2 separate regions of the Homo sapiens genome follow, and region 1 is linked to region 2. Evidence: chromatin contacts called from ENCODE Hi-C or POLR2A ChIA-PET data. All regions are on one chromosome and are shown on one strand. Each heading gives the region's core, a stretch centred on a gene start or an enhancer-like site at or near the end of the contact. The rest is flanking DNA. Distances are from core to core; before and after follow the strand shown. Region 1 has its middle 34 kb from the start of C5orf67. Region 2 overlaps C5orf67 (chromosome 5 putative open reading frame 67).

Evidence for each region. Hi-C counts contacts between places; a loop is a spot of excess contacts on that map. ChIA-PET counts read pairs that join two places held with the same protein, here RNA polymerase II (POLR2A). Pooled maps may share reads with other maps.
Region 1: a map of CD4-positive, alpha-beta T cell shows a loop between it and region 2 (5-fold over the local background). The contact joins two enhancer-like sites. A Hi-C loop is called at or near these places in 1 of 168 maps with a recorded cell type or tissue (CD4-positive, alpha-beta T cell), 2 of 37 single-sample maps with no recorded cell type and 2 of 50 pooled maps. POLR2A ChIA-PET finds 5 or more read pairs at or near these places in 7 of 52 experiments (CD4-positive, alpha-beta T cell, GM12878, activated CD4-positive, alpha-beta T cell and 4 more).

Annotation. Positions count from the first base shown.
Region 1 is chr5:56,636,370-56,643,361 of GRCh38, forward strand. No RefSeq gene overlaps it. Among named protein-coding and RNA genes, the nearest start is that of C5orf67, 34 kb to the left of the region's middle. RefSeq lists enhancers at 916-1,485, 1,093-1,387. Within about 2 kb of position 2,067, at least 7 of the 41 ENCODE cell types and tissues checked have a DNase peak (open chromatin) inside an H3K27ac peak, as active enhancers do; they include CD4-positive, alpha-beta T cell, where a contact is called at or near this core.
Region 2 is chr5:56,582,182-56,589,135 of GRCh38, forward strand. All of the region lies in intron 1 of C5orf67 (chromosome 5 putative open reading frame 67), which reads right to left. Among named protein-coding and RNA genes, the nearest start is that of C5orf67, 21 kb to the right of the region's middle. RefSeq lists enhancers at 6,619-6,698, 6,829-6,954. Within about 2 kb of position 4,295, at least 18 of the 41 ENCODE cell types and tissues checked have a DNase peak (open chromatin) inside an H3K27ac peak, as active enhancers do; they include CD4-positive, alpha-beta T cell, where a contact is called at or near this core.

The DNA.
Region 1 (6,992 bases), core at 817-3,316, 52 kb after region 2:
CGTCTGATGGCTGCTGACTTTCAATTTGTTTTTTGTTTTTTTTTTTTCCTCCCAGGAACTTTTCCATGGCTCAATGTAATCATTTCCTCAAATGAGAAACATGCCTTTTGTAAAAAACAAACAAAACCCACTGTCATTGGTAGAAATTGGTGCTTCCTTTAACCCTGTCAGGCTCAGCCTGTTCCTTTCCACTCTTTATAAACTTATTTCCCTGAACAACCTTATTGGTGACACAGTTTGTATTGATTTGCCACTCATATCTCTACTTCTTCCCACAACCCCAGAATTGCTACAATTTGGGAGGAAAGAAGCTATGGAAAATGACCAGTATCCCCTGCATTCCTGGCTCTTACCTTTCACTAGTGCCCTGACTCTAAGAATTTTCACTTAAATAACATCCCACAAGTTGCACCAATTAATTTTAATTCATAGATCTCAGAGATCATCGGGATTTTTGAAGCTAGAAGGAACCTCAGTGATTGCCTAGTTGATTCTTTCGTTTTACCAAAATTAAGTTTTGGAATAAATGCATTATCCTAGATCTAGAGACAGAACCAAGATGCAACAAGTCTGAACCCTTTCTAGTGAATACATAGTACCACCCTATATGCATGAACCAAATCTGAGAAAATGAGCTCGCAGGTTTATGCACAGCAACTTGAAAATGTTCCCAACTCCCTCGAAACAACATGCTAATTTAATTTCAGCCAGCAAGACCTCTTTCCAAGTTCCCACCCCACCACCCAAAAAATAGGGTAGCAGGGCTGCCCTGAACATTGAAGCCTCTTGGGGAATTCCCTGACATATCCCAAGGAAAAAGGGTATTGATGCCCAGTTTCAACAGACCTTTCTCACATTCCTGATTCAGAAATCTTACCTAATGTGTATTAGGGTTCTACTGAAATCGGTCTCAAACACCTTATCCAGCAACGTTTGAGAAATCTCTGTGCTACTTGTCCTGCCCACCCCAACCTCAAGCCTTGTCTTCCAGAATGGCTCCACAAAGAGGAGAGAACAGAGACGGATCACCACCAGAGCCTGAGAAGAGGGCCTGTGAAAACTGCCCTCCTTCCAATCAAAAAGGATTTTTTTTTCCTGACTGCTATGTGAATAGAACGTTAAAAACTTGAACTTTGAGCTGTGATCCAATACCTGAAATTCCTTTCATTCCACAATTAAAGATAAGGCTTTCAGTGAAAACACAGCAGGAATGAGCATTCCCCAGACTCTTTAATGCCCAGGAAGAGATAAATGACTGACGTGGGCCATTTCTTAGAGATGGCTTTGGAGGAGGAGGAGGGAAAGGAGAGGTCAAGTGTACTAAAGGAAGAGTGAGCACAGGAAAATGAAAGGCTAGAGGCTTTGAAGAGAATCTCTGCCCACTTCACCATCTGCCCTGAACAATGCCAGATCTAATTGCTTCCAGAACTGCTCCTCACTTTAAAAAACAAAAATCTCCTTTGACCACAAAGCCAACTGCTACAGGTTTTTAAGTGGACAAGGATGTCTTTGGGTGGCATCTACCCAGATGAAGATGAATAGGAAATAGATCCTTATCCAGGTATATTAGAAAGCGACTTCAAAACATGTAATAAATTTGTGCTATCAATCATTATATTACCTCATGAGGTAATATATATGAATATAGCCTTTTCAACTGGGGAGTTCAAAGTGAAAAAGGAACCATAGATTTGTAGAAAACAGCAAAATCAGCTTCCCAAGCACTCAGCAGAGTATCATATGTAATAGAAATCACACACACACACAAAAAGATAAAATCGATACACAGGTTAAAGGAATTTCCAGATTGGTATGATTGTTTCCATAAGTGAAAAAGTGGAATTAAGGATGATATTGAGAATGTGGTAGAATGCAGTCCCTTTTTATTTTCTGAGGAGGTGGGGTGGGAAGCCATTGAGAAAGGCAGAGAAAAAGAATGAGGATTGTGCTCCTGTTTACACACAGCCTGGGTTAATGTGTAATTGACAAGATTAATGGCTGCATAATAATTGCCTCTATTGTTTACTGTCTGGATGGTGGCCAGCCACCTTCCCGCTCTGCCCACCAATGGGTTTGGGTTTGTAAGGAATGCAGTCAGTGGCTGATAGGGTCTGTGTGCCAGGTGTAACCTTGCTAAAGAAGACATTCAAGAATCATACAGGGAGACCTGGTGAGGTTTTGCCATGGCAGGGCATGCCTTCTTCTTGTTGTAAATAGTCTAACTTCAAATCTGCTAGGTGAGCTGTATCAGAACAGGGCCAGGCTTGGCCTGACCTAACTGCTCCACCTGAGAAAGACAAAGAAAATAAAACCTCAGGATGTAGAGAAAGGTCTCATTTCTGTCCTGGCCATACTGTGAACCAAAAAGCAGAGTGTTCCTCTGTGCCATTCCTCGCACTGTCCCGGGCTGTGCTGGGAAGTGCCCACCTTTCCCCCACAGGGATGCACAAATACCTTCCTCCCCACTCTTCCCTGATCTGCTTTCTAAGCTCTTGCCTCTTGTGCACTGTGAGACAAGCAAACAGACCAAGACTCTGGGTCATGAACCCCAGACAGGATTTCCATGGAAAGGTACCATGCGTCCAACCCTTCTCCTGCTGATCTTGTCTTGTCTTGCCTCTCACAGGGACCAGCATGGTTTTATGTACAAAAACAAGAGCTACGTAATTCTCACGTGGCCTTGTTCTCAACTGGGTCACAAGTGTTCTTCTTGATTACCTCAACCTTTGTGGTTTTCCATTCCCTAACAAATCAATTTTAGAGTCTTGACGTCTGAAGAGGCCCTCCTAGGGCTGGTACTAGTCTACCTTTCCTGTCTTCCCTTCCAGCCCAGCTTAGACTGCTTTACTGTGCAGCTCTATTCCTCCTTCCTTCCACCTAGAAGGTCTCCCTGCTACCCACTCTCTCTCAGTATATTCAAATCTAATCCCTCTGGTGCAGACTCCATAGTGTCTCCCTATTATACACTCTCACATCCTTTGTGCTTTTCCTTCATAACACTTACCCCTCCTGTCATTAAGTAATGATTTGTGCAGTCATCAGTGGGGTGGCTCTCTCCCTTGCTAGACAGTAAGTTCCTAAAGACAAAAACTGCACATGCTGTGTTCTGTGATACCTCTCTAAAAGAGGGTCTTTAGTATGTGCTTAAATCAGTTGTCAAGTTAATAACTATATGAATACATGCAAAGACAAGTTCAAAATTTTCACTTCCTTGGTGAGCTCAACCTTCAGCCTCTCCAGCTGGGTATATTCTTGTTAGTCCATCTGAAGTAACAGGGGAACTTTGTGCTTCCCTGGCACTATCATTTCCCTGTTTTATTATCAGTATCTGGGCTTAGTCTTATCTCTCGTGCTTCTCTAAGCCTCCTTGAGAGCAGGGACTCTCATTCATTCTGTGTGTGGCTCACAACTCCGAACACAAAATTTTATGTAGCTGGGAGTAAAAAACTGTCAGCCAAGTAGTGGGCTATTTGTTTATTCAGTCAGTCATTCATTTGATGTCTATAGTCCTACATTCTGTACACAGTCCTACATCCTCCACACACTACTTCTTCTATATTAAAATAACATTTTAAAGAATTTTCCCCAGTCTACAAATCTTATCATTTCAGAATCTCAGCCATACAGCATATACTCTTTCCAGGGGCATTCCACTCCAGTCTGCAGTCTTGAGTTTAAAGACATTGACATGGTTTGGCTCTGTGTTCCCATCCAAATCTCATCTCAAATTGTAATCCTCATATGTCAAGGAAGGATCTGGTAGGAGGTGATTGGGTCATGGGGCGGTTTCCCGCATGCTGTTCTCGTGATACAGAGGGAGTTCTTAATGAGATCTGATGGTTTAAAAGTGGCAGTTTCCCCTGTGTGCGCGCTCTCTCTCTCTCTCTCTCCTGCTGCCATGTAAGACTGGCCTTGCTTCCCCTTCTCCTTCCACCATGATTGTAAGTTCCTGAGGCCTCCCAGCCATGCAGACCTGTGAGTCAATTAAACTGCCTTCCTTTATAAATTACCCAGTCTCAGGTATTTCTTTATAGCAGTGTGAAAACAGACTAATACAGATATAAAGTCAAGGCATGAAGGTGCTCTATGTTTTTGACCACAGACAGCAGAAGAGGCAAGAGGCTGGAACAGTAGAAAAATAGAGGCAGCAAGAGTAAGTCCTTGCAACAGGTGGTTTAGGTGAATTAAATTAAAAGCCCTAAGACCCTAAGAAATTCAAAGCAGTAATAGGCTTTGAGCTTAAGTCTTCACCCTGTGTATACAGCATAGCCTTGGGAAAGTCACTTTTCTCCCCAGATCTGTTTTCTGATGGGTGGATTGGCATGGATGATGTCTGTCTTTCAGATTGTATATGGGATTAGTATAATTTCTGAGAAATTTCTCTGTCAACTCAAAAGGGTTATGCAAATGGTATTACCTAAATAAAAGCCCAGAGCTTCTAGTTTAGAAGACAAGGTGTGGGCACACAAGGAAAGAGGGGAGGTGGGCACTGAGGAGGCTGAAGTGAGAGGACAGGGAGCTTGTAGTTCTCCTGCAATGTATGAGGTAAACGAAACAGAGAAGCTTGAAAAGGGGAAGCAGAACCCTGTAGAAGCACCACTCAGGGCTAGGAGCAGGCTGGCTGCCAAGGGGCTCCCACAGAAAATGAGTCTGGAGAAGAAGAGGTGACAAAGGAAGACCAAAGTCTCTCTAAGGAGATTCTGCTGTACTTGCTACTGGGAGGACATAAGAGGATCAGTAAAAGCATCCAATGAAAGGAGGAGGAACCACAGAAGCCAATGCTGGAGAAAGTGGTTAAGCCAGGCAGTCTGGTCAGATCACAATCCCATTTCTTCTTCCTGGACATGCAGCCAACTACAATTCTCAGACTCCCTTGTAGTTAGGTGTGGTCACCTGACTGAGTTCTAGCCAAAGTAATGTGAACAGAATGATATGGGTCACTTCCAGACCAGGCACATACCGACCTTCTGCCTTTCTCTGTGCTGTTTTCCATCCTTGTGTGCGCACATTCAGGGTGACTTCAGAAGCCAAATGTTGAAGATGGTAGAGCCACAAGACAAAAGGATCAGGTTCCCAGATCACTGCTTGGAGGATAGAGACCTATCAGTCATGACAACCATTTTAGACTCTATATCACCAAGAAAAAAAAAACAATTATATTGTTCAATCCAATGTACAATTGGGGGTGAGTTTATTAGAGCAGCTATCATTACCTTAATTAGTATAGCACGATGAGGCTAGAGAGGTGACTGAGGAGACCAATGGCTGCATTTTTAAATAATCAAGTGTAAATTATATAAGAGAGGAAGGAGAAACAGGTGGGAGAAAGAAGAGGCTGGTAGATGGTATCTATGGACGGTTTTTGAAGACAGGACTCCAAAATAAAGAATATTGAAATGTTCTTTTACACAAAGAATGTGCACCTCACGACCTGAACAGTCCACGTCCACTCCTGCTTGGCAGCTCCCATCTACTCCGTGACCCCGCCCCTAGCACTTAACCTTTCCTTGGCTTTCTATTTATAGCCAGAAAAGAAAAATACCAATCAAATTTCTGTAAAAGGTTGCCTAAAACTCCAAGTTCCTGTCCTGCTTTTCTCTCTCTTTTTCCCCCCAAATAATTTTTGATTGTTTAATGTGGGAAAATGTTTTATGAGAATTGCATTCCTTTCTGAGCCGCTGCCTGGGTCATTAATTAAACAATAGACAAAGGGAAACATTAACTCGAGGGGATTTTATAATAACAATCTTTAGGGCTGAACCAGGATTGGCTAAGAACATGAAAGGAATTGGAAGATTTGCGGCCATCTAGCTACAGGAGAACAAAGTTCACCTTTCCCTTCTTCTCCTCCCAACAGGTATGCTCCAAAGATGATGCCTCATTAATTCTGTGGTCCTGTCAGTTTCTAATATTTCTAAAATGTTCTCAGATGCTCAGGCAAGCACAGACCAATGAACGAATGTAGATACTAAAGGCAAAGTTTTACAGGACTCTAAAGCCATTCAGGCAAAGACAAGGTGTAAACAGAATTTATTCTAATTACTATTATTATTTTTATTATTTTAATCAGATAGGTCTATTCAGGACATGCAAGCTTAGCTTTTGAGTCTTGGTCATAAACCTTTGGGCATTTTTTTCTAAGTCCTTGTAATAGCAACAATGAGAGATTAAGCTAGAAAATAAATCTACTAATGAGTAGCTATCTTATAATTAGTAAGCACTCTCCTTCATATAAAATTCCATGCCAGTCTCTAATAGCCACCCTCTGTACTCACGTAGAGCCTTTCATCTGAGATGCCCAAAGTACTTCTTGCTAATACCAGTGCCAATTCTCTCAGAATTTCTGTAAGTCAGGGAACTAGAATTCCCATTCATACGGCATACTGACTGTTCCTGACATCTAAGCCCTTCTGTCTCCATCTTATGTAGTTGTAGGTGGGCCCCTGCCCCAGGTCACTGTGGTACCCACAGCTCAATGAAGGGGAGAAAGGATCCTATCAAGGTAGGAAATTCTGGTTGCAGCCACATAGGAGACAATGGGACAGAAAGGAAGCTACTTCATTGGAGTTAGGCCTGACTGCAAACCCTGGCTCCTGTGTTTCAGCAAATTAACTACCCTCTCTGAGCTTCAGTTTTCTCATCTATAATCAAGAATGGGGCCAGGTACAGTGGTTTACACCTGTAATCCCAGCACTTTGGGAGGCCAAGGCACAAGGATTGCTTGAGGCCAGGAGTTTGAGACCAGACCAGGCAACGTGACCCCATCTCTACCAAAAAAAAATTTTTTTTAAGTTATCTGGGTGTGGTGGGGCACACCTGTAGTCCCAGCTACTCAGGAGGCTGAGGCAGTAAGATCCCTTGTGCCCAGGAGGTCAAGATTACAGTGAGCTATGATCATGTCACTGCACTCCAGCCTGGGCAATGAGTGAGACTCTGTTGAAAAAATAATAATAATAAAACAAAAAAGGATGTAATATAATAGTACAGTTCTT
Region 2 (6,954 bases), core at 3,045-5,544:
GAAAGGCGCCCGTCACCACGCCCAGCTAATTTTTGTATTTTTAGTAGAGACGGTGTTTCACCATGTTGGTCAGGCTGGTCTCGAACTCCTGACCTCAAGTGATCCACACGTCACAGTCTCCCAAAGTGTTGGGATTACAGGCATGACCCACTGTGCCTAGCCTGATTTCTGTCTTTTGTATGGCTGCATAGTATTTCACAGTTTATATGTACCACATTTTCTTTATCCAGTCTGTCACTGATGGGCATTTAGGTTGATTCCATGTCTTTGCTACTATGAAAAGTGCTGCAGTGAACATTTGCATGCATATGTCTTTATGGTAGAATGATTTCCATTCCTCTGGGTATATACCCAGTATAGGATTGCTGGGTCAAATCGTAGTCGTGCTTTTAGCTCTTTGAGGAATTGCCGTACTGCTTTCCCCAATGGTTGAACTAATTTACACTCCCACCAACAATGTGCAAGTGTTCCTTTTCTCCATATCCTCACCAGCAGTCTAGACTTTTTAAGGGTAAGTTAGACTACCTACTTATATCTGAAAGTAACTAGAAAAGCCAAGGTATCTGCCACAGAATTCATCCATAGGCAGGCAAGGAAACAACAGAGTGAATTTCAAGAGTCAACAATGAGCAGGAATAAAGTTGCTTTCTATTTATACCCTACCAACTTCAACTTGTTCAATAGACTGCTTACAAATATGTACTACACACACCCATACATATACTATACTTCTATTCTCATGGATACTTTTAGTCACCTAGATTCTCTGCAAAGACACAGTACAAACTGATAAAAGCAGTTTCCCCTGGGAAAGGGGAACAGATGGTTTTGGAGCAAGAGTGAGAGATACCTTAAATTATGCCTTTTGGATTCTGATCATAAACACATAGTTTTAAAAATTCATTTAAATTCAAAATATTTTAACTAGTATGGAAAGTAAAGCAAATAGAAAATTAAAATAGGAAAGTAACGTGGAGCCAGGCATAGGTTAGTTTACTAAATACATAGCATAAAGTCAGATAAACTTGCTATGGAGTAGAAGGCAAATTTGGCTCTAAGTCTCTGGTTACCAGCGTGAAGAAAGAAACAGCACGATTTCCACTGTTCATCAGGAAAAACAAACCATTTGCTCAGGACAAACAAAGCTACTTCTAGAACTAAAGCCAGAGTTAAATTTCTCCTATGGATTCTCTCTTTTGAGTCCCCAAAAGTAGTGAAGAATACCTTCCCTAACCTCATTATTATAAACACAGGGCAAAACTAATAGCGTTGCCAATCTTATGATGTTTGTTATTATTAGTAACAGGAGCTAAAGGTGATATGAACCAGGGTTCATTATTGGCTTTGTAGGTGAATTAATAAAATCACAGCAATTATTTGGCTTTAGTAGAAGTAATGAGAAGAAAATTAAGTGGTCTTGTTACCAGTGGAAGAGACCCAAGTTACCGGCAGTGAATCCATAAGGGGTCCACAGCAACTTCAGTTCTTGCCTCCTCTGAAGAAAGAATTTGACTGAGGGGCATATAGCAGAAGAAGAGACCAAGGCAAGTTTCGGGGCAGGAGTAGAAGTTTATTTAAAAGGCTTTAGAACAGGAAAGAGAGGAAAATTCGCTTGTAGGAGACCCAAGCGGGTGCTTGAAGGTCCAAGAAAGAAAAGAGAGCAAAAGAAGACAGCAAAAAAGAGGGGCCTTTAACCTTGATCCTAGGACTTTATAGGCTTGCCTCTTTCCCAAGATTTTTCCTTTAGGGTGGGCTTTCCACATGCCCAGTGCTTTCCTTACCCGTTGGAGTTGAGAATGCACAATGTATTTAGGGAGTTATACACATGCCCATCTAAGGCTTTCTTCCCTTTTCCGGTGGAGTGTGCCCCCAGAAGATCATACTTCACCATTTTTGTCTCTTAACACGCATGCCCAGGAAGTTGCTTCTCCCTGGGGCCTGCATTCAATTAACATTTTGAGGTTAACAGGTGTGGACCATCAGGAAATGGCCTCTCCCTGGAGCTGCCAAATACATATTTTTAGAGAGGCAATGCAATAATTGCCAAACCATCACCCAACATTTCTAGTGGGTTGGGGGAGAACCCTGTCCTGCCCTGCTCATGCCTAACTACCTGTAACAGTCTATGGCCCTGAATCATTAGGCTGCTCCTACTTGAAATTCACTCAATCTTCAGAGTCAGATGCATCCAACTGTCCATCAAAGATTTAAGTTCACAACAGGTTGTCTTCAGATAATATTTGAGCTTTGAGGCCTGTGCACTGTGCAATGAATGAATGATATAGTTGCACAGAATGTTCACCTAAATATCTTCACTACAAGCCAAAGTAAATGTGAATCACCTACCACTACTCGCATATGTGAATGGATAAAATTAGAAAGACTGACCACACCAAGTGCTGATAAGGATGTGGAGGAACTGGAACTCTTATAAGCCACTGATGGAAACACCAGATGATGTGACTACTTTGGAAAATTGTTTGACAGTTTCCTTAAAAGTTACACATACAGCTACCATCTGAGCTAGCCATTCTATCCCTAAGTACTTACCCAAGAAAAAAGGGAAAATGGCCAGGTGCAGTGGCTCACGCCTGTAATCCCAGCACTTTGGGAGGCCAAGGCAGATGGATCATGAGGTCAGGAGTTCGAGACCAACCTGACCAACATGGAGAAACCCCATCTCTACTAAAAATACAAAAATTAGCTGGATGTGATGGCATGCACCTGTAATCCCAGCTACTAGGGAGGCTGAGGCAGGAGAATCACTTGAACCTGGGAGGCAGAGGTCACATTGAGCCAAGATTGTGCCACTGCACTCCAGCCTGGGCGACAGAGCCAGACTCTGCCTCAAAAAAAAAAAAAAAAAAAAAAAAAGAAAGAAAGAAAAAGAAAAAAGGGAAAATGTATCTATACCAGACTTGTACACAAACAGTAGCAGCTTTATTTGCAATAGCAATCCATACATCCATCAACAGGTGAATGAATAAACAAATCGTGATATGTACATACAATGGGACAACAGTAAAAAGAAATTAACTATTGATACATGTAACATCAATGCTTGAGTGGTTCTTATGCCTCAAGAACTTTACACTGTTTCATTTAAGTCCCATGTCCGCCCTATAAGGTAAATACTATTGTTCCCTCTTTGTAGACTTGAGAAAACTGAAGGTTAGAGAAGGTCAGCAATTTGTCTGGGGTTACCAGCTGATGAGTGGATGAGACACAGACCAAGTCAGTCTGACACAGTATTCACACACACTGTGTAGCAGGGAGCAGGACTGCTTTGATCGCCTTGGACCTAAGAACCCCTTCAAGGTGAGGTAGTACCATGCAGGAGATGACCTCCAACAACCAGAAGGGGCTCAGGGATGGTGCAGAGAAGGCAACTTTGAAAGAGGAAGACATTTTTTCTTTCTTTGGATAATGCCCAGATGACTCACCCTTTCTCCTCTCTCAGCTCCAAATCTTCATGTCTTAATCTTGATGTGTCAGATCTGGGGACCTATTGGAGTGCTCCCCAGAGAGGTTGTCCTTCTGTCTCAAAGCACAGGTTAGGACAAGCAGCAGCTCTATTTGGGCATCTATTCCTGAAGCGAGCTGCAATTTGATATTCTTTTACTGTTTACTTCTGCTTTAATTACAGGGTGGGGGAAAGAGCTCCTAAAATTTGCCAAAAACTTTGGTGATTTTTAAAAAGTCCTTCTTTACTTTCCAATTATTCAACTCTGCTGGGAAAGGCAATAGGAACGCTTTTGGAACTGAGTTTGCTGCTGAGTTGCCAGGGTTTCGAGATCTCTGCAAAGGTCATTGTTTTTTGTAAAGGTCATTGTCTTTTCATGAAAACCCCGGCAAAGCATGCCAACGCAGGAAAGCCACCAGCTTGCCAAATGTCCGGTGTCCCAGTCACCTGCTCTTCCTGCCCTAGGAAGGATGTGAGATGATCTCTGGAGTAAAGACATCAGATGGGGTTTGTTCCTTTCTTGCTCTTAAATCAGCTGCAAAATGCAAGAACAAAGCACACACAGGATGATTCCCTGAGCCCTGTGCCGCCTCCTCGTTAAAGGCCAGCAGCTGCTGGGTGTTGCACAGAGCGAGATAAGCAATACGACATTTGTAGCCGTTCACATCCTGAACGTAGAGCATTGTGTTCTCAACGGAATTTCTGAGGCTTCAAGCCCTGAAGAATACCCAACAAGTGAAAATACAGAGAAAGGGTGTGCTCTGCTCAGGGGTCCTGGGTGGGGTGGGGGATACACAGCAGGAAGGGCAGGCAGAATCCAGCAACCAAGTCACGAGTCGCTAGCTCTTCAGAAAAGTGGCTCTGCTGACAAGAGAATTAGGGCAGGATGATTTTGGCAAGCCCCGTGTTGTGTTAGCTGCGCAAACTTTTTCTGTTCTCTTATGCAGCCTCTTAACAACTGGGTGGGGGCATCTTTTCACATTTCATGGAGAGGCTGATTCTTGTCAGATGTTTAGCAAAGGGCTTCCACATTAGGTTTATCAAGCACACACAATTCCAGATGCAACGCGGAGTCCATTTAGTTTGAGAAGATTAAAATGTGCCGTTTCCTGCCATTGGCAGCATTTTCATTTTTCCTCTTTCCTTACAGTTTTCTCACATTACTTGAAGTGATTCTTACCCTTATCTTTACACTGTGTTTTAAAGAAAATTATGGGGGAGAGGAGAAAAGACCCAGAGTGTCACCGGGAGCACCTGACAGGAAGCCGCTAAACTGTGTGAGCACCTCCTGATTGGAGATATTCTCCTCCCCGTTGGATGCCTCTGATTTACCTCTCTATGGACAGATACTAATTTCAAACCCATGGCCATAAGATTATTTCAATGACTTCCCTTCCATCTTCCTGCCTCCTCCAATAGCCTCGATGTCCTTATTCCTCCCCCCAACAAGCCTACCTCAGTCACCCACCATCAACAAACACAAATGCAGCTCTCCACAGGTCTCTCACAAAGAGTCTACACAGATCCCACACCAACCAACTCCTACACCCAAGCCAATGCCCCAAGAATGTTATCATCATCTGAGAGAAGGGCTAGGACAGGCCACCCAAATACAGTAGTGACTGTACTGTACTGACAGAAGCAACTCAGGATATATGTGTTTGTGTGTGTGTGTGTGTATCTATATATATATATATATCTCCATATGTTCTCTTCGAAGGAGATATCCCTAGAGAAATATATGTGTATAACTAAATATATGAACACTTTCACTTAATGTAGATTTAAATATATGTAGATACATGTATATATATTCTTTCCCCTATCCCATCCATTCATTCATTTATTCAACTTAAATTCATTTAGTGTTTACTGTATGCCAAGCACTGTTCTAGGCAGTGAAGACTCAACAGGAAGAAAGAGCCAGGTGAAGACTGGCTAGGCAGTGAAGACTCAACAGGAAGAAACCGCATTTCCTGCACTTTGATAGGAAATGTTGGTAATCCTACATTTGGTAGAGTAAGACAAAAATAAACACATAAATGTATATTTCAGGTTATGATAGGGGATATGAAGAAAAAGCAAGCAGGGAGGTAGGAAGTGATGGGGATTGAGGGTGATGTTTTAGATGGGTGGTCAGGGAGGCCCTTGCTCAGAAGGGGAAGGCTGAGTGGAAAGCTGAAGGAAGCGAGCATGAGCCATAAGGACATCAGAGTGGACACCCAGGGAGAGGAAAAAGCACGTGCAAATGTCCTGTTTGGGAGCATGCTTCTTACTTTGAAGAAGCAGCAAAGAGGCCAGGAGTAGAAAGAGTAAAGGGAAGCGGTGGGAAATGAGGTAATAGAAGCGGGGCCCAGAATGAGAAAGGCAGACTCTGGCAAGCTCTGAACAGAGGAGAGGCACCATCTGATGACTACTGGCATAGCAGGATGCCTGCTGAGTAGGAAGAGTTTGAGCAGTCAGGGACAGAAGCAGGGAGCCTAGTTTGGAGGCAGCTGCAGTAATCCAGGTAAGAGGTGATGGAGCTGGGATAAGGTAGCAGTGAGAGAGGTGGGAGTGGAGAGTTTCTGGATATACTGAGAAGAGAGAGCTTCAGGAAGTGCTGATGGACTGGGCTTGCGGGATGGCCTTGGTCCTGAAACTCCTGGCAAGGGAATAGGCCCAGCTGTCAGCTTAGAGAGTGCAAATGCATCAGAAATCAAGGCCTCTTGAATTCTGGCTCTTACGCAAGAGGCAAAGACCCCATTTATTTAGCACCTACTATGTGTCAGGTGCTGCCTTAGGTATTTTCACAGAAACTTCTTCCTCACAAATCTTTGAGATGGGTTTGACTACTTCCACTTCATGGGTAAGGAAACCAGAATCTCAAAGAAGTTCAATCAGTCAGGGACGGAGATCTGAACCTGTGTCTACCAGTCCCCAGGGCTGTTAATCAGAGACCTTTACAGAGGGAGAGCCTAGCAGAGTGGCTTGGGGGTCGGGGGTCGCTGCAAGCTCAGCAAAGGGAGGCACCAGAATAAGGGAACCCTCACACCCTCCCAGGCAGCCACAGCTTCGCACCAGAGCTCCAGGGTGGAGCTGCAAGTCACGGGTCTGACCTAGCACCAAGCTTCCTCAATAGGATCCAGGATGTAGCTGCTGGGGCTGCAGCCACCGGAAGCAGGAAAACCAACTAGGGACAGGCAGGAGATCCAGTTGACCCATCCAAGCCCCAGGCCCGGCTTTCCTGCGTGAGAGGGAGGGTGCCACCAGGTGCTGCCCACAGCCCCTGTAGTCAACGCCCTTCAAATTTAGTTTCCACATTTCAGCCTCCACACACCAAAACTTTCAGCTAGCCATCCTGGGAGGAGCCCCTAGGTCGCTGCCTCTGGGCTGGCTGGGGCCGATTGGAGGAAATGGGCCTGCACTCAACACTTGTGCACCTGCACTGGGCGTTGTGTATTTCTCCTCTGGTTGCCAGAGCAACAGAAACAACAGTGGCTGCTGAAACC